2 separate regions of the Homo sapiens genome follow, and region 1 is linked to region 2. A link is a loop called in an ENCODE intact Hi-C map of the cell type or tissue named here. Cell type or tissue: heart left ventricle. All regions are shown on one strand. Each heading gives the region's core, and the rest is flanking DNA. Links, peaks and the distances in the headings are about the cores only.

Region 1 (15,650 bases), core at 3,134-11,133, 200 kb before region 2:
AATGGCAATCATTAAAAAGTCAGAAAACAACAGATGCTGGAGAGGATGTGGAGAAATAGGAACACTTTTACACTGTTAGTGGGACTGTAAACTAGTTCAACCATTGTGGAAGTCAGTGTGGCAATTCCTCAGGGATCTAGAACTAGAAATACCATTTGACCCAGCCATCCCATTACTTGGTATATACCCAAAGGATTATAAATCATGCTACTATAAAGACACATGCACGCATATGTTTATTGCGGCACTATTCACAATAGCAAAAACTGGGAACGAACTCAAATGTCTATCAGTGATAGACTGGATTAAGAAAATGTGGCACATATACACCATGGATGTGGAAACACACAAATGAGGAAGAAAAAGAACTCAAATGTTACTATGGCAGAAAATCACCAAACCACAATGATAAACAACACAAGAGAAAGAAAGAAACAAAGGATAAAGAAAACAACCAGAAAATAAGAAAACAATAGGAATAAGTTCTCACATATCAATATTATTCTTGAATGTAAACAGAAAATGGCTGAATGGATTTTAAAAACATGAGCAAACTGTATACTGCCTATAAGAAACTCACTTCACCTGTAAAGAAACATATAGACTGGTAGTGAAGGAATGGAAAAAATATTCCATGCAAACAGAAAACAAAAGTGAGCAGGAGTAGCTGTACTTATTTCAGATAAAACAGACTTTAAGTCAAAAACAATAAAAAGAGATAAGGATAATTATTATATAATGATAAAAGGATCAATTCAGAAAGAGGATATACCAATTTTAAACTTATATTCACCCAACATTGAAGCATCCAGATATATAAAGCAAATATTAAATCTAAAGGGACAGAGACAGTCCAATAAAATAATAGCTAGAAACTTCAACACCTCATTCTCAGCATTAGACAGATTGTCTAGACAGAAAATCAACGAAGAAACATTGAGTTTAAACATCAGTTTAAACCAAATGGCCCTAACAGATAATTACAAAGTATTTTCTTCAGTAACTGCAGAACACACATTCTTCTCGTCAGCACATGGAACATTCTCCAGGTTAGACCATATGTTAGGCCACAAAAGATGTCTTAACAAATTTTTAAAAATCAAAATCATATCAAGTATTTTTTCAGACCATGACAGATTAAAACTAGAAATCAAAAACTAGAGGAACTTTGGGAACTGTGCAAACACATGGAAATTAAGCAAAGTGCTCATGAATGATCACTGAATCAATGAAGAGATTAAAAAGGAAATCAAAAAATGCTTGAAACAAATGAAAATGAAAATGCAACATATCAAAACCTATGGGATATAACAAAAGCAATGCTAAAAATGGAAGTTTATAGCAATAAACACCTCCATCAAAGAGTAGAAAGATTTCAAATAAATTAACAATGCACCTCAAGAGACTAGAAAAGCAAAAACAAACCAATCACAACAAAAATTAATAGAAGAAAAGCAAAAAGGATCAGAGCAGAACTAAGTGAAATAGATACTTAAGCAAAGGATCAACCAAATCAAAACTTGGTGTTTTAAAAAGATGAAATTAATAAACCACTAGGTAGACTAACTTAAAAAAAGATAGAAGATACAAATTAACAAAATCAGAAATGAAAAAGGAGATAGAACTGATACCACAGAATTACAAAAGATCATCAGAAAATATTATGAACAACTATACGCTGATAAACTGGAAAATCTAGAGGAAATTGATAGATTTCTGGACACATATAGCCTACCAAGATTGAATTAAGAAGAAATAGAAAATCTGGTTAATGGGTACTACAAACGTGCTGTTAGATAAAAAGAATAAGTTATAAAGTTCCGTAGCAGAGGAGATTGATTATAGTTAATAACAATGTATTTTGTATTTCAGAATAGCTAGAGAGAGGTCTAGAAATGTTCCCAACACATGACTAGATGGCCTCACTGCCAATTTTTTCCAAACCTTTAAAGAACTAACACCAATTCCCCTCAAACTATTCCAAAAAATTGAAGAGGACGGAATTCTCTGTAACTCAGTCTACAAGGCCAGCATTTACTCTGATACCAAAACCAGACAAGGACATAAAAAAATAAAAGTACAAGTCAATATCTCTGATGAACATCAACATAAAAATCCCCAACAAAATGCTAGCAAACCAAATTCAACAACATATCAGGAAGATAATGCACTGTGATCAAGTTGGATCTATCCCACGGATGTAAGGGTGGTTTAACATATACAAATCAATAAACAAGGTAGATCAACAGAAAGAAGGACAAAACCATATAATCACCTCAGTAGATGCAGAAAAAACATTTGATAAAATTCAACATTCCTTCATGATAAAATTCTCAACAACTTAGGCATAAAAGGAATGTACCTCAAACTAATAAAGTCCATATATGACAGACCCACAGCTAACATCATACTGAATGATGATAAATCGCTGAGGTGATATTCTAAATAATCTGACTTGATTTTTATGCACACTATACATATAACCAAATATCACATGTACCCCATAAATAGGCACAAATATTATGTATTAACAAAAAAGAAAATGACAAGATATGATAATCTGAAACCACAGGAACAAATTAATAGAACCAGAAATTATAAATAAGAAGGTTAATATAATACAAATTGGAAATATATATTTTCTTTCTTGCCTCAGCTTTTTAAAAAAGCATAAAATTATATAAAGAAATAATTATAACAACAACTATAACCATGTCTTTATTATTTACAAATGTGCTATGTATAACAATAGCACAAAAATGGGGAACGGAATACAGCTATATGGGAGTTACTTTTCTATATTTCACTGGAATTTAGTATAAATTTAAAGTACTTTTTAAACTTGACTGTGATGATGGTGACAGACATTACTGAATGTATTAAAATCCATAGAATTTAAGATTTTAGATAGCTTATTTAAAATACTCAGTGAACTTCAAGCAGAAAAACATTTTTAAAAGATTTAAAGCAAAGGGAGGATATTGTGAAGGAGAAAGATTGTAACTCTTAGTAAATTATAAGTGTCTCCAGCACATACCTTTTAATTTCTAGTATTTAACCCAATATTTCCTCAGATGGTCTCATTTTTTTCCCTGATTGTGTAAGGATCATTTGCTTGCTCATTTCAAATGAACCCGTCCTTCTTTGATATATCAGTTGAAGAAAGAACAAAGGAAGCTAAAATACATCTGCCGATGTTTCCAGTTTTGAGTCGCTATATCTCTTATATTGTTACTTGATTACTGAAAACTTGTTCTGCTCAATCTTATGGATCACTTTTTACTTTGGTAGTGAGGCAGTGCTCAGTATAGAATGCAGTTGTGGCATATTTGAGCAGCTGGTGTCATAATGCAACCATTTACATTATTCATGTATTCACCAATTTTCCCAAAACAGCAACAACAACAACAACAACAACAACAAACCGCTCTACAATACAATGGAAGGATTATGACAAGTGTCCAACCATAGTTATATACTCTGCTAGAGCCAATTCTACCCACAGAATCTTAAGCCCAATGTTGACCTTATGTCACCAATCCTCATTATCCCCTTTTCAATATGAATTTCTTTTTAATAATTTTTATACGTTTTTATCTCATTGAACTTAGTAGTTTCTAATTCCAGGAAAATATCAAACCACATAAAAACTTAAATGGAAACGGATCCAATAACAATTCTGATAGTGCTGCAAATCTGACCATTACCTCCTTGATTCATGTTCAAGGGACCTCAGAGGGCAGTTTTTCTCAGTTTTACAAATATCTTGTAATGTTTTTCATAACCAATATCTAAAGAATTTACAATTACATAACGTAAAAAGGGGAAAGAAATATTCCTCAATGAATCAAATAATTTCTGCCTCATGAGAAGTTTCTGTGACTAATGAGGCCATGGTTTGCAGCTTGACCTATGGAAAAAAATGTTCCACCTCACATAGTACATACCTACAGGTTGGGTATATTTTTAGTGTAAACTTGAAAGATACATTATCATCATAATGTCCCTAGGATGATTTCAATTTGCATAAGAAATAGCATTGTATAGAACAATTACTGGTTAAGAAATTGTGCAGCATCAGGTTGTGCATCAGTTTTACCTTTCCCTGGCTATATGATATTTCAATTCATTAAACATATCTAAGCCTGAATATAGTCTGGCTTATATAATTGTTAACATCCTTTCCTTTTTAAGGTTTTTGTTATTTTCCAATCCAGACATTTCATTTTAATTCTTCTATAAATACAATTTTTATTTTCATTTATTTTTTTCTTTTTTGCGACAGAGTCTCGCTGTGTCACCGGGCTGGAGTGCAGTGGCATGATCTCAGCTCACTGCAACCTCCGACTCCTGGGTTTGAGTGATTCTTCTGCCTCAGCCTCCCAAGTAGCTGGGACTACAGGCATGCGCCACCACACCCAGCTAATTTTTGTATTTTTAGTAGAGACGGGGTTTCACCATGTTGGCCAGGATGGTCTCGATCTCTTGACCTCATGATCCACCTGCACTTTGGCCTCCCAAAGTGCTGGGATTACAGGCGTGAGCCACCGTGCCCAGCCACAAATATTTTAAGTTAGTAACACACACACATATATGTACATGCACTCACACTGTCACATTTGTGTATAAATGATTACCTTACAGTGTTTTGATACCTGTTTATTTCTATAGGGCCTGATATAGAACAATTGACAGATGCATTTGGAAGAGATATACTAAAGGATGAATTCAAGACACGATCAAAGAGTCTCCCTGGTAAGAACAAAAACTTTACACATTTAGTATTTCTGGTTAGTTTATATTCTCTGGAGTGTAACTAAGTGTGCATCTTTAAGGAGAACAGTGCCTATGAATTATTACATAGGCAAAAGTCTTTATGAATTCCCCTCTATAATATTTCAACTCTAGTTTCAACTAGCAATGTAAAATTAGCTTTTCAAAAGCAGAAGGGCTAGATGATGGATGTGATAAGAAGATGAATATAACAGATAGTAATTTTATTGGTTACCAGTTGACTCTATATGGTAAAAATATCAGTCAAGTTTGTAACATCTCAGCTGCAATAAAGTTATTTAGTTATATTTTTCAGAGATTACACAACTGAATTTAGTCCTGGGGTTACAGTGTTAGACACACTTCTCTATGACCGTTGGTGTGATACCAAAAGAAGACATTTTAACAAATAAATAATGGAAAGAGACATTCAAAGAGTGCCCTGCTAAAACCACTGTCATCCGAGGGAAACTGTTTGCATGCCCAAGGAGATGCCCTCAAAAAGCAACATAAGAGACTTTACACTGTAGAGGAAAGAGACTTTAGGAAAATACTTCTATCAAATCACACACATACACAAACACCCCACCACCAACAACAACAACAAGCAGCAAACAAACAAAAACAACAAGCCCCACAAAAAGGAAGAGTCAATCAACATACAGATTTGCTATAATACATTATCTAAATTGTCCATATTTTAGCAAAAAAATTTAGGACATGCACAGAAACAGTACTCTGTAACCCAAACACAAGGAAAAAGGCAAGGAAAACTGCTTGTGAGAGTCCTACACGTTAGATTTAGCAGACAATGATTACAAAGTAGTCTAATAATAATAATAATATCATCAAATAATTAAAACATTTCTCAAAGAAGAAAAAGAAGGTACAATAACAATCTTTTATCAAATAGATGTCAACATTGTGATGTAAATTAAATTTTTAAAGAACCAAATTAATATTTGGAATTGAAAGGTAAAATAACTACAAGGGAAAATTCATTACAGGGTCAAGAAAAGATTTGAAATGTCAGAAGGAGTAAGCAAACTTAATATAATGGGAATACCAGAAGGAGAGTCTTCCAAGTAGAGAGAGAATAAGAAAAAATATTTGAAGAAAATTGGCTGAATACTTTGAAAAATATTTACTAGGTAATATTAATCTATACATCTGAGTTCTATTAAATCTAAGTAGAATAAATACAAATCAATCCATGACCAGACTAATCACTGTAAAAATGTTGAAAAAGAAAGAGAAAATGTACAATGCATCAAGAGGAAAACAATTCATCCCGTAGAAGAGAACCCCAGTGAGATTAACATCTGACTCAGCATTAGAAACTTTTGAAGTCCAGAAGGCTGTGGTGTTGTATATTAAAAGTGCTGAAAGAGCGGTGGAGCCAAGATGGCCAAATAGGAACAGCTCCAGTCCACAGCTCCCAGTGTGAGCAACGCAGAAGATGGGTGATTTCTGCATTTCCAACTGAGGTACCGGGTTCATCTCACTTGGGAGTGTTGGCAGGACAGTGGGTGCAGTGCACCAAGTGTGAGCTGAAGCAGGGTGAGGCATCACCTCACCCGGGAAGTGCAAGGGATCAGGGAATTCCCTTTCCTAGTAAAAGAAAGGGGTGACACATGGCACCTGGAAAACCGGGTCACTCCCACCCTAATACTGCACTTTTCCAATGGTCTTAGCAAATGGCACACCAGGAGATTATATCCTGCGCATGGCTCGGAGGGTCCTGCGCCCATGGAGCCTCGCTCATTGCTAGCACAGCAGTCTGAGATCAAACTGCAAGGTGGCAGCGAGGCTGGTGGAGGGGTGCCTGCGATTGCTGAGGCTTGAGTAGGTAAACAAAGCAGCCAGGAAGCTCAAACTGGGTGGAGCCCACCGCAGCTCAAGGAGGCCTGCCTGCCTCTGTAGACTCCACCTCTGGGGGCAGGGCATTGCCAAACAAAAGGCAGCAGAAACCTCTGCAGACTTAAATGTCCCTGTCTGACAGCTTTGAAGAGAGTAGTGGTTCTCCTAGCACGCAGCTGGAGATCTGAGAATGGACAGACTGCCTCCTCAAGTGGGTTCCTGACCCTCGAGTAGCCTAACTGGGAGGCAACCCCTAGTAGGGGCAGACTGACACCTCACATGGCCAGGTACTCCTCTGAGACAAAACTTCCAGAGGAACGATCAGGCAGCAACATTTGCTGTTCACCAATATCCGCTGTTCTGCAGCCTCCGCTGCTGATACCCAGGCAAACAGGGTCTGGAGTAGACCTCCAGCAAACTCCAACAGACCTGCAGCTGAGGGTCCTGACTATTAGAAGGAAAACTAACAAACACAAAGGACATCCACACCAAAACCCCATCTATGCATCACCATCATCAAAGACCAAAGGTAGATAAAACCACAAAGATGGGGAAAAAAAAGAGCAGAAAAAACAGAAACTCTAAAAATCAGAGTGCCTCTCCTCCTCCAAAGGAAAGCAGCTCCTCACAAGCAACGGAACAAAGCTGGATGGAGAATGACTTTGATGAGTTGAGAGAAGAAGGCTTCAGATGATCAGACTACTCTGAGCTAAAGCAGGAAGTTCGAACCCATGGCGAAGAAGTTAAAAACCTTGAAAAAAAAATTAGACAAATGGCTAACTAGAATAACCAATGCAGAGAAGTCCTTAAAGGACCTGATGGAGCTGAAAACCATGGCACGAGAAGTACGCGACGTATGCACAAGCCTGAGTAGCCGATTTGATCAACTGGAAGAGGGGGTATCAGTGATGGAAGATCAAATGAATGAAATGAAGCAAGAAGAGAAGTTTAGAGAAAAAAGAATAAAAAGAAACAAACAAAGCCTTCAAGAAATATGGGACTACATGAAAAGACCAAATCTACGTCTGATTGGTGTACCCGAAAGTGACAGGGAGAATGGAACCAAGTTGGAAAACACTCTGTAGGATATTATCCAGGAGAACTTCCCCAATCTAGCAAGGCAGGCCAACATTCAAATTCAGGAAATACAGAGAAAGCCACAAAGATACTCCTCGAGAAGAGCAACTCCAAGACACATAATTGTCAGATTCACCAAAGTTGAAATGAAGGAAAAAATGTTAAGGGCAGCCAGAGAGAAAGGTCAGGTTACCCACAAAGGGAAGCCCATCAGACTAACAGCTGATCTCTCAGCAGAAACTCTACAAGCCAGAAGAGAGTGGGGGCCAATATTCAACATTCTTAAAGAAAAGAATTTTCAACTCAGAATTTCATATCCAGCCAAACTAAGCTTCATAAGTGAAGGAGAAATAAAATCCTTTACAGACAAGCAAATGTTGAGAGATTTTGTCACCACCAGGCCTGCCCTAAAAGAGCTACTGAAGGAAGCACTAAACATGGAAAGGAACAACCGGTACCAGCCACGGCAAAAACATGCCAAATGGTAAAGACTGTCAAGGCTAGGAAGAAACTGCATCAACTAACGAGCAAAATAACCAGCTAACATCATAATGACATGATCAAATCCACACATAACAATATTAACCTTAAATGTAAATAGGCTAAATGCTCTAATTAAAAGACACAGACTGGCAAATTGGATAAAGAGTCAAGACCCATCAGTGTGCTGTATTCAGGAAACCCATCTCATGTGCAGAGACACACATAGGCTCAAAATAAAGGGATGGAGGAAGATCTACCAAGCAAATGGAAAACAAAAAAAGGCAAGGGTTGCAATCCTAGTTTCTGATAAAACAGACTTTAAACCAATGAAGATCAAAAGAGATAAAGAAGGCCATTACATAATGGTAAAGAGATCAATTCAACAAGAAGAGCTAACTATCCTAAATATATATGCACCCAATACAGGAGCACCCAGATTTATAAAGCAAGTCCTTAGAGACCTAGAAAGAGACTTAGACTCCCACACAATAATAATGGGAGACTTTAACACCCCACTGTCAACATTAGACAGATCAACGAGACAGAAAGTTAACAAGGATATCCAGGAATTGAACTCAGCTCTGCACCAAGTGGACCTAATAGACATCTACAGAACTCTCCACCCCAAATCAACAGAATATACATTCTTTTCAGCACCACACCACACCTATTCCAAAATTGACCACATAGTTGGAAGTAAAGCACTCCTCAGCAAATGTAAAAGCACAGAAATTATAACAAACTGTCTCTCAGACCACAGTGTAATCAAACTAAAACTCAGGATTAAGTAACTCAGGATTAACAACCTGCTCCTGAATGACTACTGGGTACATAACGAAATGAAGGCAGAAATAAAGATGTTCTTTGAAACCAATGAGAACAAAGACACAACATACCAGAATCTCTGGGACACATTCAAAGCAGTGTGTAGAGGGAAATTTATAGCACTAATACCCACAAGAGAAAAAAGGAAAGATCTAAAATTGACACCCTAACGTCACAATTAAAAGAACTAGAAAAGCAAGAGCAAACACATTGAAAAGCTAGCAGAAGGCCAGAAATAACTAAGATCAGAGCAGAACTGAAGGAAATAGAGACATAAATAACCCTTCAAAAAAATCAATGAATCCAGGAGCTGGTTTTTTGAAAAGATCAACAAAATTGATAGACCACTAGCAAGACCAATAAAGAAGAAAGGAGAGAAGAATCAAATAGACGCAATAAAAAATGATAAAGGGGATATCACCATTGATCCCACAGAAATAGAAACTACCATCAGAGAATACTATAAACACCTCTACACAAATAAACTAGAAAATCTAGAAGAAATGGATACATTCCTTGACACAAACACCCTCCCAAGACCAAACCAGGAAGAAGTTAAATCTCTGAATAGACCAATAACAGGCTCTGAAATTGAGGCAATAATTAATAGCTTACCAACCAAAAAAAGTCCAGGACCAGATGGATTCATAGCTGAATTCTCCCAGAGGTAAAAGGTGGAGCTGTTATGATTCCTTCTGAAACTATTCCAACCAATAGAAAAAGAGGGAATCCTCCCTAACTCATTTTATGAGGTCAGCATCATCCTGATACCAAAGCCTGACAGAGACACAACAAAAAAAAGAGAATTTTAGACCAATATCCCTCATGAACATCGATGCAAAAATCCTCAATAAAATACTGACAAACTGAATCCAGCAGCACATCAAAAAGCTTATCCACCATGATCAAATGGGCTTCATCCCTGGGATGCAAAGCTGGTTCAAAATATGCAAATCAATAAACGTGATCCAGCATATAAACAGAACCAATGACAAAAACCACATGATTATCTCAATAGATGCAGAAAAGGCCTTTGACAAAATTCAACAACCTTCATGCTAAAAACTCTCAATAAATTAGTTATTGATGGGACATATCTCAAAATAATAAGAGCTATCTATGACAAACCCACAGCCAATATCATACTGAATGGGCAAAAACTGGAAGCATTCCCTTTGAAAACTGGCACAAGACAGGGATGTCCTCTCTCACCACTCCTATTCAACATAGTGTTGGAAGTTCTGACCAGGGCAATCAGGCAGGAGAAGGAAATAAAGGGTATTCAATTAGGAAAAGAGGAAGTCACATTGTCCGTGTTTGGAGATGACATGATTGTATATCTAGAAAACCCCACTGTCTCAGTCCAAAATCTCCTTAAGCTGAGAGGCAACTTCAGCAAAGTCTCCAGATACAAAATCAATGTGCAAAAATCACAAGCATTCTTATACACCAATAACAGACAGAAAGCCAAATCATGAGTGAACTCCCATTCACAATTGCTTCAAAGAGAATAAAATACCTAGGAATCCAACTTACAAGGGACAGGAAGGACCTCTTCAAGGAGCACTACAAACTACTGCTCAGTGAAATAAAAGAGGATACAAACAAATGGAAGAACATTCCATGCTCATGGGTAGGAAGAATCAATAGAATTGTGAAAATGGCCATACTGCCCAAGGTAATTTACAGATTCAATGCCATCCCCATTAAGCTACCAATGACTTTCTTCACAGAATTGGAAAAAACTACTTTAAAGTTCATATGGAACCAAAAAAGAGCCCACATTGCCAAGTCAATCCTAAGCCAAAAGAACAAAGCTGGAGGCATCACGCTACCTGACTTCCAACTATACTACAAGGCTACAGTAACCAAAAGAGCATGGTACTGGTACCAAAACAGAGATATAGACCAATGGAACAGGACATAGCCCTCAGAAATAATGCTGCATATCTACAACTATCTGATCTTTGACAAACTTGACAAAAACAAGAAATGGGGAAAGGATTCCCTATTTAATAAATGGTGCTGAGAAAACTGGCTAGCCATATGTAGAAAGCTGAAACTAGATAGCTTCCTTACACCTTATACAAAAATTAATTCAAGATGGATTAAAGACTTAAATGTTAGACCTAAAACCATAAAAACCCTAGAAGAAAACCTAGGCAATACCATTCAGGACATAGGCATGGGTAAGGACTTCATGTCTAAAACACCAAAAGCAATGGCAACAAAAGCCTAAATTGACAAATGGGATCTAATTAAACTGAAGAGCTTCTGCACAGCAAAGGAAACTACCATCAGAGTGAACAGGCAACCTACAGAATGGGAGAAAATTTTTACAATCTACCCATCTGACAAAGGGCTAATATCCAGAATCTACAATGAACTCAAACAAATTTACAAGAAAAAACAACCCCATCAAAAAGTGGGCGAAGGATATGAACAGACACTTCTCAAAAGAAGACATTTATGCAGCCAACGGACACATGAAAAAATGCTCACCATCACTGGCCACCAGAGAAATGCAAATCAAAACCACAATGAGATACCATCTCACACCAGTTAGAATGGCGATCATTAAAAAGTCAGGAAACAACAGGTGCTGGAGAGGATGTGGAGAAATAGGAACACTTTTACACTGTTGGTGGGACTGTAAACTAGTTCAACCATTGTGGAAGTCAGTGTGGCGATTCTTCAGGGATCTAGAACTAGAAGTACCATTTGACCCAGCCATCCCATTACTGGGTATATACCCAAAGGATTATAAAACATGCTGCTATAAATACACATGCACGCGTATGTTTATTGCGGCACTATTCACAATAGCAAAGACTTGGAACCAACCCAAATGTCCAACAATGATAGACTGGATTAAGAAAAGTGACACATATACACCATGGAATACTATGCAACCATAAAAAAGGATGAGCTCATGTCCTTTGTAGGGACATGGATGAAGCTGGAAATCATCATTCTCAGCAAACTATCGCAAGGCCAAAAAACCAAACACCACATGTTCTCTCTCATAGGTGGGAATTGAACAATGAGAACACTTGGACACAGGAAGGGGAACATCACACACTGGGGCCTGTTGTGGGGTGGGGGTAGGGGGAGGGATAGCATTAGGAGATATACCTAATGTTAAATGATGAGTTAATGGGTGCAGCACACCAACATGGCACATGTATACATATGTAACAAACCTGCACGTTGTGCACATGTACCCTAAAACTTAAAGTATAACAAAAAAAGAAAAACAAACAAAACAATAAATAAAAGTGCTGAAAAAAAAAAATCTACCAACCAATAATTTTATTGCTAGCAAAACTGCTTTTCAGAAAAGGTGAAATATGAAATTACTAAATAAAAATTGAGAGATTTCATTTCTAGCAGAACTGTTTTCCAAGAAATTCTAAAGAAATTTCTTCAGGCTAAAGCTGACCTCTGACAGTAATTTGAAGCCCCCTAAAAAAGGTATGAGTTAAATGTTATAATTGCAAAAGAGAGTATGTACAAATATATATTCCACCTTCTTTCTTTTCTTAATTTATCTAAAAGACAACTGTATAAAAAATTTATATAATTGTATCATTGGGCATATAACATATCAACATGTAATATATTCATGATAGCATCACAAAGGTGATTGGAGGGAGAAGTGATGTAACACTGTAAGAAAATAACACTGGATGATAAATACAGAGCAAGAATAAAAATAACCAAAAAATGTAAATAAGTGTGTTCATGTAACAAATCCTATAAACATGTACTTGATCTTCTTTCTTTTCTCAGTTTATTTAAAAGGCATAAAGTTATACAAAGAAATAATTATAACAATAATTATTACATTGTCCTTAATATTTACAGGTATAATATGTATAACAGTAGCACAAAAACTGGGGAAAGAGAATAAAGGTATATATAAAGGAGTAATGTTTCTGTATCTCAGTAGAATGTAATTAGTGTAAATGTGAAAAAGATTATAAAGTTGACTGAGGTAATACACATTTCTGTAATAAGCATTGAATTGGACACTTTAAATGGAAAAATAGTATGGTTTAAAAATATACACATTTTTAAAAGCTCAGGAACTCTAAGCAGGATAAGATTTTGTAAAATTTAAAGCAACAGGATAATAATGTAAGGGAGGAAAATTGTGACTTTTACTAGTTGATAAATTTCTCCAGCACATAACTTTGTATTCGTAGTGTTTAACTCTAAAATGCTCTACTCATTGACTCCCTGCTTATCTAAAAATCCTCTGATTTCTTAGTTCAAATGAATCAGCCTTTCTTACTTATATCTGTAAGAGAAAGACAAAAGAGCTGAAATACATCTGTTAATGTTCCTCAGTTTTCTGTTGCATATAGCTATTACTTTTACAAAATGTTGTTATTGAATTATTGAAAACTCGTTTTGTCCAATATGATGCTTTTTTTTTTTTGAGATGGTGTCTTGCTCTGTTGCCCAGGCTGGAGTACAGTGATGCAATCTTGGCTCACCACAACCTCCGCCTCCCAGGTTCAAGCAATTATCCTGCCTCAGCCTCCTAAGTAGCTGGGACTAAGGCGCACGCCACCACGCCCTGCTAATTTTTGTGTTTTTAGTAGAGACAAGGTTTCACTATGTTGGCCAGGCTGGTCTCGAACTTGGGACCTCGAGATCTGCCCACCTCGGCCTCCCAAAGTGCTGGGATTACAGGCATGAGCCACTGCACCTGGCCAATATAATGCATTTTTACAATGATGTGTAATCTGGTTTCTGCCTCTATTTGAATTATATTGGTGGTATATTTGGGCTGCCATGATAATAGTGCAAATTTTAACATTAATAATGGGCTCAGCCAATTTTCCAAAGCAAGACTTCCACTCTGTCGTTCAGGATCATTACAGGTGTCCAACTACCATTACATGCTCTGCTAAAACCAACTTTGACACAAAAAACTTCAGGTTTAATAAACCAGGTTTACCAGTTCTAATTATCTGTTTTTCAATATGAAATTCTCTTTAGTAGATTTTTTAGTTTTTCCATCATTATACCTAGATACTAGTTTCTAAATCCAACAAAATGTATAAATCACATAAAACTCAAATGAAAAGGAATACAATCCTAAGGCTAGTACCACTACAAATATTCCCGTTTTCTTCTTCCCAGCTGTAAAGTCCGCCTGCTAAAAGAACCAGAGAGAAGAGACTTTTTTCACATTACATGCGTTATTTATTATTCTTTTTTATCACTGATGCCTATTTGAATTATAGTTACACCACCTAAAATAGACTATTAAAATATTTCTGGATGAGTCAAGGAACTTCTGTTTTATTATATTTTGTGAGTTGTGATGACCATTGTGTGCAGATAGGTCAACTATGAAAAAAAATTGATGTTCCACCTCACCAGATATACCCCTACAACATATATATGTTCTTAATATATACTTGAAAGTTATGTTATTACCACAAACTATCTAGTGTGATTTAAATTTGCATATGAGATTGCATTATATGGAAAAAATAGTTAAGAAATAAGGTAGCATAAGTCTGTGCCTCAGTTTTGTTATTACTTGCTATATGGTCTTGGTCAAATCACTAAATATAACTAAGCCTCAATATAATGAGGCTTATATGATTGTTAATTGTTAATTTTCCTTTCAATTTGAATTCCTATGTTGCTGCAATCTGGACACTTTATTATAATTCTACTCCAATGAAGAATATTAATTATGATAGTATTAGACACATGCACACACACATGTTAATATTTACATTAAAAAAGTGTTTTGAAATCTGTTTACTTTTTTATAGAGACTGATGAACGATTGCATAGTACAACTGAGAGAGGTACAATAAATGATGCAATTAAGACGCAGTTAAAGAGAAAGAGTTACCCTGGTAAGAATAAGAATTTTTAAAATCTACTTATGGTTTCCTATCTTCTCTGGAGTTTAAGTATGTATCTCTAATGACAACAGTACCTATATGTAATTATCACGTGAGAAAAAGTCTTCATGAATTTCCTCCTATAATTAGTTGAACTCTAGTATTATTCTCAATAGAAAATTAGCTTTAGGGCTCATTTATTTAAAAAGTTATCCATAAAAGTCTAATGCTATAGTGACCTTAGAATATGCTTGCAGATGTATTTCAAATGCTGTTCAATTTGCTATTTATGGCTAATTAGGAAAGTTGCTTTGTATTTGCAAAAGCAGAATTGCTAGCTTATGAACATGATAACAAGATGAATATAACTGATAATGATTTCATCGGTTACCCATTCCCTCTCATATCGTTATGTTATCAGGCAAATTGACAATGTTTCAGCCACTTTAGTTTTGTTATAAAGTTCAAAAATTATACTACTGCATTTTTAGTGGTGAAACAATGACACACTTCTCCTTAATTTTTCGTGTTATACCCATAGAGGCAGAGAGCTTAACAGAGACATAAGGGGAAGAAACAGATAAAGAGAGCCCTGTTAAAACAACTCTCATCCAAAAGTGATTGTGTGTTATGATGGTTAATACTGTCAATTTGATTGGATTGAAGGATTCGAAGTATTGATCCTGGTGTGTCTGTGAGAGTGTTGCCAAAAGAGATTAACATTTGAGTCAGTGGCTGGGAAAGGCAGACACATCC
Region 2 (15,650 bases), core at 3,769-11,768:
TGCCTGGCTTGGGCCCTGAGGCTTGGGTGTGCTGGGCAGGAGCACAGGGTAGTAAAATGAAAATATCATGTCTACACTCAGGGAGTTCAGAGGGATGGCCTTGATGAAATCAGTCCATTAAATACCTAGAAAATAGATGTTAACAAGATTGTTATGCAATGCTACTGATTTAGAATGATCGTGTGTATTAATCAAACAAAAGCAGTAGAGAGAGGCATAAATTGATTGTTTAAGGAAAATCTAAATGCATAGTTGTAACAAGTGACTTTTATTTTTTCTTTCTGCTTTGAGACAGGGTCTTGCTCTGTCGCCCAGGCTAGAGTACAGTGTCTCTATCACAGTTCACTGTAGCCTTTATCTCCTTGGCTCAGGTGATCCTCCTGCCTCAGCCTCCTGAGTAGCTGGGACTACAGGTGTGCACCACCACACCTGGTTGATTTTGTACTTTTTGTAGAGGTGGGAGTCTCACTTTGTTGTCCAGGCTTGTCTCAAACTCTTGGGCTCAAGCTAGCCTCCTGACTCGACCTCCCAAAGTGCTGGGATTATAAGCCAGCCAGAAATGACTTTTATAATTGCACCTAGAAGTGTCATGAAATGCAATATTAGTACTTCTATTTTATGATAATACTATTGACATATAAAGAAGATTGATTTTAAAATTTACAAGAAAAAAAAAACCCCATTAAAAAGTGGGCAAAGGACATGAACAGACACTCCTCAAAAGAAGACATACATACGGCAAAAACATATGAGAAAAAGCTCAACATCACTGATCATTAGAGAAACGCAAATTGAAACCACAATAAGATACCATCTCATGCCAGTCAGAGTGGCTATTATTACAAAGCAAAAAACTAACAAACAAACAAACAACAGATGCTGGCAAGATTGGAAAGAAAAAGGAATGCTTTTACATTATTGGTGGGAATGTAAATTATTTCAACCATTGTGGAAGACAGTGTGGTGATTCCTCAAAGACCTAGAGGCAGAAATACCATTTGACCCAGCAATCCCATTACTGGGTATATACCCAAAGGAATATAAATCATTCTATTATAAAGATACATGCACGCGTGTGTTCACTGAAGCCATTCTGTTATAAAGATACATGCACGCGTATGTTCACTGCAGCACTATTCACAATAGCAAAGATATGAAATCAATCTAAATGCCCATCAGTGATAGACTGGATAAAGAAAATGTGGCACATAGCCCCATGGAATATATGCAGCCATGAAAAGGAACAAGATCATGTCCTTTGCAGGGACATGGATAGAGTTGGGAGCTGCTATCCTCAGCAAACTAATGCAGGAACAGAAAAGCAAACACTGCATGTTCTCACTTAAAAGTGGAAGCTGAATGATAAGAACACATGGACACATAGCAGGCAACAACATACACTGGGGCCTGGCACGGGGGTGCAGGGGGAAGGAGAGCATTAGGAAGAATAGCTAATGGGTGCTGAGCTTCATACCTAGGGGATGGGATGGTCCGTGCAGCTACCATGGCACAGGTTTACCCATGTAACAAACCTGCACATCCTGCACATGTACCCCTGAACTTAAAAGTTGAAGAAAAAAGAAAGAATATTGGTTTTCGACCAAGTTATTAAAAAGTTTCATGATAAAAGTGGCAAGAGATTTTAAAATGAGAATTGAAACCAACTAGGAACTTGCCATGTAATGTACCAGATGCAGAGGACTCAAGAAGAGCCCAGAATTATTCCCACTGGGAACTGCCCAGATGGTGACGACAACACCAAGTACAACTGCAAACCTCGTGTTCTTCTGTTCTCCCAGCAGGCCGGTGGGAGGGAAGACCAGCTATTCAGAGCCCTCTTTTGTAGGCTTAGAAAGTCAAATGTCTCCCCAACCCCACATTCTTCATAGCTTGGTGGTTGTGGTGAGGGTGGGTGGGTGCCAGTTCTGAAGCCAAGGCCGTGTGACTTCACTATCCACTGAATATTCATACACCAGTGTGTTAAGATACAAACTCCAGGCCGGGTGTGGTGGCTCATGCCTGTAATCCCAGCACTTTGGGAGGCCGAGGTGGATGGATCACGAGGTCAGAAGTTCAAGACCAGCCTGGCCAAGATGGCGAAACCCTGTCTCTACTAAAAATAGAAAAATTAGCCGGGTGCAGTGGCGCCTGCCACTGTATTCTCAGCTACTCAGGAGGCTGAGGCAGGAGAATCGCTTGAACCTGGGTGGCAGAGGTTGTAGTGAGCCGAGATTGCACCACTGCACTCCAGCCTGGGCAACAGAGTGAGACTCCATCTCAAAAAAAAAAAAAAAAGGTACTAACTCCACCCATGTCATAATAATATTGACTATTCAGCTCTTGGAATATGTGTGCAAAAATATTATTTTTCTACTCTTATGTAAATTCAAATGTTGTCTGAACAAGTTTTGAGAGGTGACAGCGTGCTGGCAGTCCTCAGAGCCCTCGCTTGCTCTCAGCACCTCCCCTGCCTGGGCTCCCACTTTGTGGCATTTGAGGAGCCCTTCAGCCCCCCACTGCACTGTGGGAGCCCCTTTCTGGGCTGGCCAAGGCCGGAGCCCACTCCCTCAGCTTGCAGGGAGGTGTGGAGGGAGAGGCACGAGCGGGAACCGGGGCTGCGTGCGGCGCTTGCGGGCCAGGTGGAGTTCCGGGTGGGCGTGGGCTTGGCGGGCCCCGCACTCGGAGCAGCCAGCCAGCCCTGCTGGCCCCGGGCAGTGGGGGACTTAGCACCCGGGCCAGTGGCTGCGGAGGGTGTACTGAGTCCCCCAGCAGTGCTGGCCCACCGGCACTGCGCTTGATTTCTCGCTGGGCCTTGGCTGCCTTCCCGCGGGGCAGGGCTCGGGACCTGCAGCCCACCATGCCTGAGCCTCCCACCCACTCCATGGGCTCCTGTGCTGCCCGAGCCTCCCCGACGAGCACCACCCCCTACTCCACGGCGCCCAGTCCCATCGACCACCCAAGGGCTGAGGAATGCGAGCGCACGGTGCAGGACTGGCAGGCAGCTTCACTTGCAGCCCCAGTGCGGGATCCACTAGGTGAAGCCAGCTGGGCTCCTGAGTCTGGTGGGGACGTGGAGAGTCTTTATATCTAGCTCAGGGATTGTAAATACACCAATCAGCACCCTGTGTTTAGCTCAAGGTTTGTGAGTGCACCAATCGACACTCTGTATCTAGCTGCTCTGGTGAGGACGTGGAGAACCTTTATGTCTAGCTCAAGGATTGTAAATACACCAATCGGCACTCTGTATCTAGCTCAAGGTTTGTAAACACACCAATCAGCACCCTGTGTTTAGCTCAAGGTTTGTGAATGCACCAATTGGCACTTTGTATCTAGCTGCTCTGGTGGGGCCTTGGAGAACCTGTGTGTTGAAACTCTATCTAACTAATCTGATGGGGAGGTGGAGAACCTTTGTATCTTGCTCAGGGATTGTAAACGCACCAATCAGCGCCCGGACAAAACAGGCCACTGGGCTCTACCAATCAGCAGGATGTGGGTGGGGCCAGATAAGAGAATAAAAGCAGGCTTTCGGAGCCGGCATTGGCAACCCACTCGGGTCTCCTTCCCCACTGCGGAAGCTTTGTTCTTTCGCTCTTTGCAATATGTTTTGCTACTGCTCACTCTTTGAGTCCATGCTGCTTTTATGAGCTGTAACACTCACCGTGAAGATTTGCAGCTTCACTCCTGAGCCCAGCAAGACTACGAGCCCACCAGGAGGAACGAACAACTCCAGACGTCCCCCCCTAAGAGCTGTAACACTCACCGCGAGGGTCAGCAACTTCATTCTTGAAGTCAGTGAGACCAAGAACCCACCAATTCTGGACACAGTTTCCGTGGGAAACCTTGGGGAAAAAATCCACTGGGAAATGTCTTGTGGGCTGGGCGTGGTGGTTTATCCCTGTAATCCCAGCACTTTGAGAGGCCAAGGTGAGAGGATTGGTTGAGTCTCGCAGTTCAAAAGCAGCAGGGGCAACACAGTGATACCCTGTCTCTACAAAAAATTAAAAAATATTAGCTGGGTGTGGTGGTGCACACATGTAGTCTTCGCTACTGGGGAAGGTGAGATGAGAGGATGAGTTAAGTGCAGGAGTCGGAGGCTGCAGTGAGCTATGATGGCACCACTGCACTCCAGTCGAGTGACACAGCAAGACTCTCTTTTTTTTCTTTGAGACGAAGTCTCACTCTTGTCCCCCACGCTGGAGTTAAATGGCGCGATCTCGGCTCACTGCAACCTCCACCTCCTGGGTTCAAGCACTTCTCCTGCCTCAGCCTCCGGAGTAGCTGGGATTACAGGCGCCTGCCACCACACCTGGCTAATTTTTGTATTTTTAGCAGAGATGGGGTTTCACCATGTTGGCCAGGCTGGTCTCGAACTCCGGACGTCAGGTGATCTGCCCACCTTGGCCTCCCAAAGTGTGGGGATTACAGGCATGAGCAACCGTACCCAGCTGACTCTGTCTCTTAAAAAAAGTTTTTTAGTATAAATTTCACTGTGTATGAGTTAGTTTGATTTTAAGGAATCTTCCTATCACTTCACACGAAGTGCTAATGAGGAAGACAAAAGACTAGAATCATGCCCATGGTTTTTTAGCCTTTTATCGGCCAACGACATCTGCAAAGCCACTTGCTGTGCTAAGTAACTAGGATCAGAACCTGTATGGCCTGGAATGTCTGTCTAGTCAGTAGACCTTGGACACAGACATCACAAAACTATATAACCAGAAATGACAGGTTGAAAAACATGTTCGAGGTTGTTGCTTATCTTTAATTTTTCTCAAACATATCAGAAACTATATTCCTTAAGTCCTGGATGCAAACCACATCTTTTCCATTTAACGTGACAAACTTGGACTGATAGATGGTTTCTTGCTGACAGAAAATTCTGGGTGGGTTCGTAAGACCAAGTCAACTTAGCAGAAAATCCTGTGTTGACTTTTCGTGTGCAAGGCTCTAGTTTCTGATTTCTTGAGTGCCAAGGGGAATGTATTGCCAGAGGAAATGAAAGCTTGATTGATTAGAACAGAGTTCTGCCTTTTAAAAGATTCAATTGCTGGACTTAAAGGACTGCATTGAACTCTCAAGGGGGAGGCTGCCCTTCTAATTCTTTTCTCTCCCTAGGCAGTGGTGACTCTTTTTCCCATGCCTTGAAAGAGCATGTTGTGGACAGTCACACTGTGGGAATAGCCTCATGTAAAACATCCCTCGGGTCTTGGTCTAACCATAACCATCTATTAGTCATCTATTAGAAAAGGAAAGGCTTCAGAGATCCACAAACTACAGACAAAGCAAGAAATGTTTTCTCACTTCACATGACATTGGCAGGAGTGTACTCTCAGTGGGACAGCTCCCACTTCTGTTAGAAAAGTTAAAAATTAAAGTGCACTTAGTAACAGCCTTGCAGGCTGCACTGGCAGGCTCCTGGACACACCATACCTCTGTCTAACTACAACTGTGACTTTGGTGTTTCTCTGCCTGGTTGGCACATGGCACAACAGTGGGCAGTCTCTAGCCTTCTCTTGAGGCAGGCCCTGGGCTGCTGATCTAGACTGTTTCTAGTTCAGACGGTGATCCCCTTGTCCAAGTCCCCTCTAAGTCAAGCTCTAAGTGACTCCAAGCCAAACTGAAACCTTATCTCCCAATGGGACCCAAAAATAAATTGGATACTCAGAGATGTTCTAGGCAGGAAATTATTCTGGGTCAAACTTCTTCATTCCCAATTCATTATAAACTGCACTTGCATAACAGGGTTGTATTAGTCCGTTTTCCCACTGCTATAAAGAACTACCCAACATTGGGTAATTTATAAAGAAAAGAGGTTTAATTGACACAGTTTCTCATGGCTGGGGAGGCCTCGAGAAACTTACAGTCATGGCGGAAGGGGAAGCAAGACCTTCTTCACACGGCAACAGGAAAGAGAAAGTGAGCAAGAAAGGGAAAACTGCCTTATAAAACCATCAGATCTCGGGAGAACTCACTCACTATGGCGAGAACAGAATGGGGGAAACAGTCCCCGTGATCCAATCACCTCCTCTCAGTTTCCTCCCTCAACACGTGAGGATTATGGGGATTAAAATTCAAGATGAGATTTGGGTGGACAGAGTTAAGCCATATCAAGGATCAATCAATTGGTAAGGTTATTTTTGCCTTTTATAAGTTATAATATTTAATTTCTGTGATTTCGACTAGATAAAACCTGCACACATACAGAATCCATAAACCACAGAAGAGTACACAGTGAAGTGTTTCTTTCTTACCCGCATTTCCCAAGGATCCAGTTTCCCTCTTTGGGGACATCTGTTTTTACCCTTTCTTTAACCTTCCGGGGATGATAATATATGCCTACACCCACACTACACATACACAGATAAATACATATGATTTTTCATCAAATGATTGTATACTGTACAATGTTAGTTCTAAATATTATTTTTTAAACCTAGCAATATTACATTGAAGCCATTCTTTTTGACTGCTGTATAATATTCTGCTTCATGGATATGTCATAATTTATTCAATCAGTTTCCTGTTGACAGACTTTTAAATTGTTCCCAGTATTTTGATATTACAAACAATTCTGCGGTCCACATCTTTGTACCTACATAATTTCACATGTATATATTTGTAATATAAATTTCTAGAAGTCAATATAACATCTTATAATTAATGATATGCTACCTGTTTTTACTGATGCATTAATTTCTTTCACTGTGTAATCAGTGTTTTCTTTTTCTTTTTTGTGATAATGTGAAAAATTAAATTTTCTCTAGCGGTTTGTTTTTATAAGAATATAGTATGCCTTATATAATGACTCTATTTCTCTGATTATCATTTGTTTATTTATTACTATAATCAATGTTGAATTCAATGATTTCCACTTAACCCCAGCCTTCCCTCTACTACATGATTTTGTTTGATTTTTGCTATTTTTCTTAGTATTAATATTTATATAATTAAATAAACCTAAATTTGTTGGTTTATCAGCACTGGTGCTTGGCTATAGGATATAAGGAAATCTCTAAACCTACAGTATTTTCCTCTTTCTATCCCCTTTATCTCTGAAATTTTGTTATTTATATAGTATTTCTGTTGTCAAGAATTATTTCTTTATCTTTGGTATCCATTAGCTCTACTGGAATATGTCTCAGTGTTGATAATTTGATAAAATGCTTTTCCTAGAATAAGAGGTGCCATTTAAGATTTAGACCCAAGCCTTCTATTAATTCTGGATCTCATTAATCTATCATTTGTATTTGTTATTTTTCTCTAACCCTTTCCAGCTCTCATCTACTCCCATTTCACCTCCTCACTCTTCTGACTCTTGTCCTCCACGTCTCTTGCTATGTTTTCAGCAGTGTCTAGGCCCTTCGTGCTATTTCTGAAGTCACCTTCATAATTCTCTTATTATTCCATCTAATCTTCCCTTATCATTTGGCTTTAAACTCTTGTGAGTTTGTGATGAGATATTGATGCTAGTTTTTAACTGGTCTGTGGGATACTGTTTTCGTGATATTTGTTTTCCCTTCGCCTACCGCCATGATTGTAAGTTTCACTGCTTTTAAATTTGTCAATCTCCTCCACCTCCCCCAGCTTCCTCTCCTCCATTTCTTTCTGCCTTTCTTCTTGCAGTGTCTTTCTATAGATCCTGTGATACTTCCATAGCACTCGTCTTCATTAGTATGGGCTTCCTGAACCAGCAATTATCGGTGGTGAATGTGAGGCAGAGGACGGAGCCATCTAACTTCCTTGTGAAGTTCCTCTTTGCAGAGTGGTATGTGTGAGTGAGCTCTCTTTTTCTTCTCTCTGCCCAGCAGAGATTGGCAGCTGCATTGCCATTGGCCATGCACACCCCCTTGCCTTTACCCTGCCTTGTGGGCAGATGGGATAATGGTGATCCATTATTCAACTCTGCCTCTTGTGTTTCTGGAGGACAGAGGAAAGGAGGCATTGATAGCTTTATTCTGCCATTTAAATACTGGAAGTCTGCCAGGCACGGTAGCTCATGCCTGTAATTCCAGCACTTTGGCAGGCCAAGCTGGAGGATTGCTTAAGGCCATGAGTTTGAGACCAGCCTGGGGAACATAGCAAGACCCCATTTCTAAAAAATTATTTTTTAATTTAAATATTGGAAGTAAATTGATAAGTTTTTATTAAGGTTTGGTAATATGGAGAAAAGAGCAACGGTCTTGAAGCAAAATGAGCCATCCCGCCTCTTACTAGCTATGCAACTTTCAACCTCCCTGAGCTCATACTTTGCTGTCTGAGATGATAATGAAGCCTTTGTAGCCTGGCTCCTGGGGTTCCTGTGGGCAAGAACAGCAAAATGCATGTGAAAGTACTTTCCATGAAATTCGCTGTATAAATGTGAGAAAATCTTAAAATTAGTATTAATCATAACTTTTAAAAAAAGCAAAACCATCATCTCTTAAGGCCTATCTTAATGCTGGTTTCAAATTTACAGGCCTCGAAATGCAGGAGGTTCATAAAAGCATTTTGCTCACGCTGAGACTTCCATTGTTTGTCGAGGGAACATTTCAAATTTTAAAAGCACCCGCCCTTCTAAGGAGCCATCTTCATTTTTGAAGAGCCCCAAGTAAACCCTGCATGATTTTTATCATCCATGTTTATCACTGTTTCTGCCTCATAATTACAGCTTTAAAATAAGCTCTCCATTATTTGTAGAAACCTTTTAATGTCCAAAAATAGCTTATCTTAGAATTCACCAACAGCATCCCAGAGCCAGCCTGAGGGAAAGCTCTAAAAACCTAAGATAAACTGCTGTGTTCTTGCTCTGAGGTGGGGTTCTCAAAGTGTCTTTGATTAGAATCTAAATCTGATTCAATTTCACTGACTATCTACTACCAAAAAGAAACCCCACTGGTGAAGAGTTTCTTACAGTCCCAGCACTCTCTCATATGAGAAAACTTTTTGGAAGAGCGAGAAATTTTGTGCAAAAATATAAACTGGTTGTTTTTAAGCTATGCTTCACAATATGTTTCCTCAGTCCAGATAGTTCAGATATAGATCAAATATGTCACTGACAATTTACGACATGTCTCATAGGGTTTATAAGAATTAGAGAGATGATTTTCTTTTTATTTATTTATTATTATTTATTTTTGTTAGTGTTATTTTTTATTTTACTTTAAGTTCTGGAATACATGTGCAGAATGTGCAGGTTTGTTACATAGGTATACATGTGCCATGGTGGTTTGCTGCACCTGTCAATCCATCATCTAGGTTTTAAGCCCCGGATGCATGAGGTATTTGTTCTAATGCTCTCCCTCCCCTTGCCCCCCACCCCCGTGACAGGCCCTGGTGTGTGATGTTCCCCTCCCTGTGTCCATGTGTTCTTATTGTTCAACTCCCAATTATGAGTGAGAACATGAGTTGTTTGGTTTTCTGTTCCTGTGTTAGTTTGCTGAGAATGATGGTTTCCAGCTTCATCCATGTCCTTGTAAAGGACATGAACTCATTCTTTTTTATGGCTGCATAGTATTCCATGGTGTATATGTGCCACATTTTCTTTATCCAGTCTATGATTGATGGGCATTTGGGTTGGGTTCAAGTCTTTGCTATTGTAAATAGTGCTGCAATAAACATACATGTGCATATGTCTTTAGAGTAGAATGATTTATAATCCTTTAGGTATATATCCAGTAATGGATTGCTGGGTCAAATGGTATTTCTGCTTCTAGATCCTTGAGGACTTGCCACACTGTCTTCCACAGTGGTTGAACTAATTTACACTCCCACCAACAGTGTAAAAGCGTTCCTAAGATAAATAATTTTCTATTTTATTCATCTTATTGAACTTTATAAAACTTTATAAAAGGTATAAATTTCGATAATTCACCTTCAATAATTCAATAAATATTTAAGAATGCTAATTCTTCTAGAGCTGCGATGGGTAAATGATGCTATAGAGAGGACACCAATGACATGATTTAACATTAATTTTGAACATGGGATGTGCCAGGCATTGTACTAAGTATGTGTGATTGCAACAAATCCTCAAAATATTCTCAATTATTAACTTATGTTGTTGTAATAAACATCTTCAATATCTCTGTGGATTACAACGAATATTGATTTGACACTCATACTACATTAGGACTGAGGGTCAGCTGCAGCTCCCCTGAGCTGGGCTGGGCTTTTATGTTTTCATTCCAAAAACCAGGTTGAAGCCACTCCCTGAGACAGCAAAAGAGCTGGTTGCAATGCCTCTGAAACCTTCTGCTCAGACATGAAAAACATCCCATCCAATCTTGTACCATTGGCCAAATCGAGTCACAAAAGAACGAGAAGGAACAGTACATTCCATCTGTCGAGACGGTTGGCAATGGCAGAAAGAGTTCAAATAATTGTGAATAAAGAATGCAATCTGTGGTCAGGTGCGGTGGCTCATCCCATAATCCCAGTACTTTTCGAGGCTGAGGTGGGAGGATCACCCTAGGTCAGGAGTTCAAGACCAGCCTGCCCAATATGGTGAAACCCTGTCTCTACTAAAAATACAAAAATTAGTCAGGCATGGTGGCTAATTGGGTACAGTGTTCACCATTTGGATGATGGGTACACTAGAAGCCCAAACCTTGCCATTACACATATACTCAGGTAACAGACCTGCATAGGTACCCCCCGAATAATACTCTGGGAAAAAAAAGAATATGAGGATACTGGGAATGAATGGGCAACACCCCTAACAACCTCTGCTTAGACAAGGCAAATCATTTACCTGCTTGTGCCCCTTCTTGACAAGTGACATAGCCAAACCCAAATCAGTGAGATGAGGCTAATTACAGGGAAATCTCAAAAAGAGGAGAAGAAAATGAATACTTATGAACAAATGATATAATCTTCATGCCTCATGTAGCAGATACTGTTATGAGTCTTTTGATAAAGAAGGAAATGGAGGCTGGGTGTGGTGGCTCGTGCCTGTAATCCCAGCACTTTGGGAGGCCGAGGCGGGTGGATGACCTGAAGTCAGGAGTTTGAGACCAGCCTGGCCAACATGGCGAAACCTCGTTTCTACTACAAATACAAAAATTAGCTGGGCGTGATGGCACACTCCTGTAATCCCAGCTACTCGGGAGGCTGAGGCAGGAGAATAGCTTGAACCCGGGAAGTAGAGGTTGCAGTGAGTTGAGATCGAGCCACTGCACTCCAGCCTGGGTGACAGGGCGAGACTCCATCTCAAAAAAAAAAAAAAAAAAAAGGAAATTGAGGCACAGAGAGATTGTTTTGTCCAAGGTCCTACAGCTGCTTAGTGGTGGAGCCAGGATTTTACCTGAGGCAGTCTGTCTGACTCCAGGATGTTAAATTGCAGATTATTTCCCAGATTCCTCCTCCAGAGCACTCTCTCTCTCCTTCTCTCTTTTCGGAATTTCCCATACCATCTTGTCTAAGTCTTCAAGAGGCTATTAATGAAAAGAACTTTAGCAGAATTTTCAAAGATGGCAAATCATAAAGGCTGTGTGAAATGATGTTATGGGTTTCTTCAAGAAAGAACTCATTAAATTGATGCCAGTTGTAACTTGTGAGACCATAAAGCTTAACGTAAGAATATTGCAGACAGGAAGGTGATCCAATCACAGCGTGTTCAGTAATTACATTCCTTTAGAGGCACTCCCAGTTTGCTCTGAATTGCCGTGCTACGCTTTCACCCAGAACCTGGGAATATAAAAACCTGAAGTATCATATTGTGGAAGGGATTCAAATTTCTGAATTTACACCCAGATAAGGAAATCTTTTAGGACCAATCCTAAATGATTTGTCAGTATCAGCCTAAGTCTCTGGATTCAAAAGTAATCGTGCTCTCGTTAAATATCACATTCAGGAAAACAGCTATTAAAGCCACATGTTACAAACCCATCACGGGCAAGTGTTAAAATTCCAAATGAGGTTTCCTTCTCATCCTTGACTTTTCATTCTTTTACTACTCTCATTTCTTCACATCTATCTCAGATGTGCCTGGTAGAAGAATTTCCTGTAAATCGCATTCCGATTTGTTACCAGGAAGGCACTGAGCTTAGATCTGTTATATATCAAGTTTCCCAAACATTGCCTAAATAAATGTATTACTATATAGATTAAACCGAATTTAAATAAAGTCAAGAGTGGCCTTGGGGAGAGTCATATACAAACATAGCTGACGCCCTGAATGATGTGAATGGGAAGAGCAAGGGGAGGAGTAGCAAAGACTGAGCCTCAGAACCTTTCATATTCTTAGAGGCTCCTCCCAGCTAGGGGCTATTCAGGTCCCAGCATACCAGCTGCCATGATTGTTAGGGGGAGAAATCAGGTTGTCAATACTAAAAGGGGTGTTGATAATGAATCAGAAAAGTGATAAATGAGAAGTTTAGACTTTTCTCACTGTATTGGCTAAAGAGAAATAATCCAACCAGGCTAATTAGTAGACTGTGCACAGTTGTATGAACTCAGATTATGTAATTCTTGGAATATCACATCACTGGTAAAAGTATTATTGTTGGTTTGATAATTTTTAGCATTGAAGGAGATTTGCGTGCTGTACAGAGGTCTGTTGTGGTGGCTTACGTCTGTAATCCCAGCACTTTGGTAGGCCAAGACAGGAGGGTCACTTGAGGCCAGGTTTTGAGACTAGCCTGGACAACAGAGCAAGACCCCATCTTTACTAAAAAATAAAAATAAATAAATAAATAAATTCCATATCTAATCTAGACCATAAGTATTAGACACCATTACTAGTAGTGCTAGGCCTGCAGCAGCTTCACAGGCTGTGAAGACTGGAGGAATGATTATTATCTTGGTGGCTCGGGTGAAGTGTAAATTTAAGATGATGAGAGTCCCATGATAAACATTTATAATATTATGCCTTTTAGACGTAGTAGTGAAGATATTAGGTGGAATTGGTAAACTAGTATCTTTAATAAAGATATAATGAAAGCTAGAATAATATTATTATAAATAGAAGGCCTATTGGTAATTACGAGTAATTATAATTTGAGTCAACATAATTTAATTTAAATTAATTACCCTATTCAACTCACTCTAATCCTCTATGGAGCCATTTATAGGCAAGTCCCAAGGCTAGAATGGAGACTAAATAAGTGCTATAATGAGTATTAGTTTTAGGCTGCTGCTTTGGAAGTCTCAATCTAAAGTCAGCCATGATTAGGTTTTAAACATAGGCACATTTACATTCTAGACTTTCTTGCCCTAGGGTGCTGAAAATAGGAAGGAACTTCCTAAGGATGTTGACCTGCTTTTGATGGAAACAAGAACTGAGTATTCTGTGACCCTTAGGAACCCTGCCTGGAGACCTGGTTCTTTGGAGCTGGCTCTGTACTGCCTTATGGAAGTAGTCAATCAGGGCTGGGAGAATGAGAGGACCACGGTGCACCTATGGCCAATGAATTGGGGACAATCTGGTGCTATGGCTTGTGCAGGACTCCCACACCCTCCTGGAGAAAAGTGAGCAGGTGCCATTGGTTTTTATCCCATTGGGATACCATTGGCAAGCAGCTGTCTTTTCTCTGAGAACTTCCTCACCTATTGAATTAGTGGATAGGTTAACTACTATCATGAACAACCTCCAATTTTTAATAGCTTAATGGCATATAACTTTTCCTTTCTTTCTTTCTTTGTTTTCTTTCTTTCTTTTTCTTTCTTTCTTTCCTTCTCTCTCTGTCTTTCCTTCCTTCCTTCCTTCCTTCCTTCCTTCCTTTCTCTCTCTCTCTCTCTTCTTCCTTTCTTTTCTTTTCTTTTCTTTCTCCTTTCTTGCCTGGCTCTGTCACCCAGGCTGGAGAGCAGTGGTGCAATGTTGGCTCACTGCAACCTCTGTCTGCTGGGTTCCAGCGATTCTCCTACCTCAGCCTCTCGAGTAAGTGGGATTGCAGGCATGCACCACCACTTCCAGCTAATTTTTTGTATTTTTTAGTAGAGGCAGGGTTTTACCATGTTGGCCAGGCTGGTCTCAATCTCCTGACCTCAGGTGATCCATCCACCTTGGCCTCCCAAACTGTTGGGATTACAGGCGTGAGCCACCATGCCTGGCCAGAACATTTATTTCTGACTCAGGTCAGAGTTTGATTGGGTATTTGGTGGACAGCCTCCCATGCAGTGATCATAGGACCCCATGATTCTTCCACCTAGTGCCTCTGCCATTTTGTGAAGTCCTAGTGGTCTTCACTGGAAGATTCTGGAAGTGGTGCCCATTGCATTGCTCAGATTTCATTTGGCCAGATCTTAGTCACAGTGCGTCCATATAATTGTCTGGGAAGCTGTGCAATGTAGTCTTCCTGGGTGCCCAAGAGGAAAATGAATGGGTTTGAAGAACATGATAAGAAGGCCTATGGGGCCCAACAAGCCTATAGGTAAGAACCGAGTGATGCCCACCTGCTGTGAAGAATGCAACTGCTAAGCCAAGCAGTTTCTCTTCTCTTAGCAAAAGAAGTTCTGAGCCCTTGGCAATGTCTACGACACGCTACACAGTCCAGCCCTCACCTACCTTTCAGGTTTCATCTCTTGCTGCTCAGCACTCAGCCCTCTCGCCTTCCCTGCCCTGTGCACTTAACACTCTGACCACACCGGACTACTGGCTATTCTTTGAATATGTCTCACACGTTCACACCTTTGGGCCTTTGCAAATGTCATTTCCTTTCTGAGACTCTTTTCCTCCACCATAAGACCAGCTTTTCCTCCACCATAAGACCAGCTCAGACATCTCTTCTCTGTGAACACCTTCCTTGAACTTCCTCCCCCAAACAGAATGAGTTACTGCCTTCTTCATGCACCCACAACCTTCTTTATGGTATTTTATTATAATACGACATTGCATCTTTTTAATTTGCTTTCCTGTTTGCCTCTCCCCCTATACTGTAAAATGTTGGGAGAAATAATTAAGTGAGATAGATAGGTTAACTACTTGTACGGAGCAATCTGCAATTTTTAGTAGCTTAAAGGCACAGAAAGTTTATTTCTCATTCAGGTCATAGTCCGATGGGGTATTTGGCCATGCAGCAATTCTGGTTCCCCAGGTTCCTTTCATCTAAGGGCTCTCTCCCTTACTGTAAAGCATTGGGAGAAATAATTAAGTGATACTGATACCTAGGAGTCCTTAAAGATATCAGCATCTCAGTGAATAACCTCTTAGCAAGTATAAGTCAATAATCAGGCAGAAATTCTTGCCTACAATATAGTAAAAAACCTGAGTTTTATTTAAGAGAAGTTGTAAACTATTTGGGAATGTGTTCTAGATGCATCATTCATCCCTGGAGAAATATAAAAGCTAAAAGAAAGCATAGGTAATACATTTCTGAGGTCAAGACAATCATGATACTGCTCTCCACAGTGGTGGCTGACATACACAGAAACGAATAAAACAGATCGGTGAGGGTCTCTGATTAAATACAATTTCCACAGCATTTGTACTGAGGAACCCTCAAGTTTTGGAGAAATGCAGGACAGAAATCAGCTTTCATGAACATTTCATTGCCTGGTCTATGTGAAGGAGGTCCTGTCACAGGGGAATGCGGAAAGCTCTGGGCTGAGTTACTTTGAATCCTTCTTTCTCAATAAATGAGCCTGAATTTCCACCTTATCAAGGTCAACACGGACAGCTACAGTTCAAAAGAAGATTTTTCCATTACCATAATGGATTGCAATAAAAACCATTG

What was found. A loop is a pair of places that touch in the nucleus more often than their neighbours do. Peaks named below come from ENCODE experiments on the same cell type or tissue, not always from the same donor. Only the 100,000 strongest peaks of a DNase experiment are listed, where the experiment ranks them.
Region 1: it touches region 2 in a loop (5-fold over the local background); 2 of 110 quality-filtered maps call a loop at or near these places.

Annotation. Positions count from the first base shown.
Region 1 is chr10:32,809,699-32,825,348 of GRCh38, forward strand. It overlaps CCDC7 (coiled-coil domain containing 7), which reads left to right. Exons shown (of 44, transcript NM_001395015.1): 32 at 4,672-4,755; 33 at 14,820-14,906. Among named protein-coding and RNA genes, the nearest start is that of SNORA86, 84 kb to the right of the region's middle. In heart left ventricle, for the core only: no CTCF peak of the experiment used is centred there; no DNase peak of the experiment used is centred there.
Region 2 is chr10:33,010,701-33,026,350 of GRCh38, forward strand. All of the region lies in intron 2 of ITGB1-DT (ITGB1 divergent transcript), which reads left to right. It also overlaps the pseudogene MTND4LP11. Among named protein-coding and RNA genes, the nearest start is that of ITGB1-DT, 36 kb to the left of the region's middle. In heart left ventricle, for the core only: no CTCF peak of the experiment used is centred there; no DNase peak of the experiment used is centred there; H3K27ac peaks cover 2,140 bases.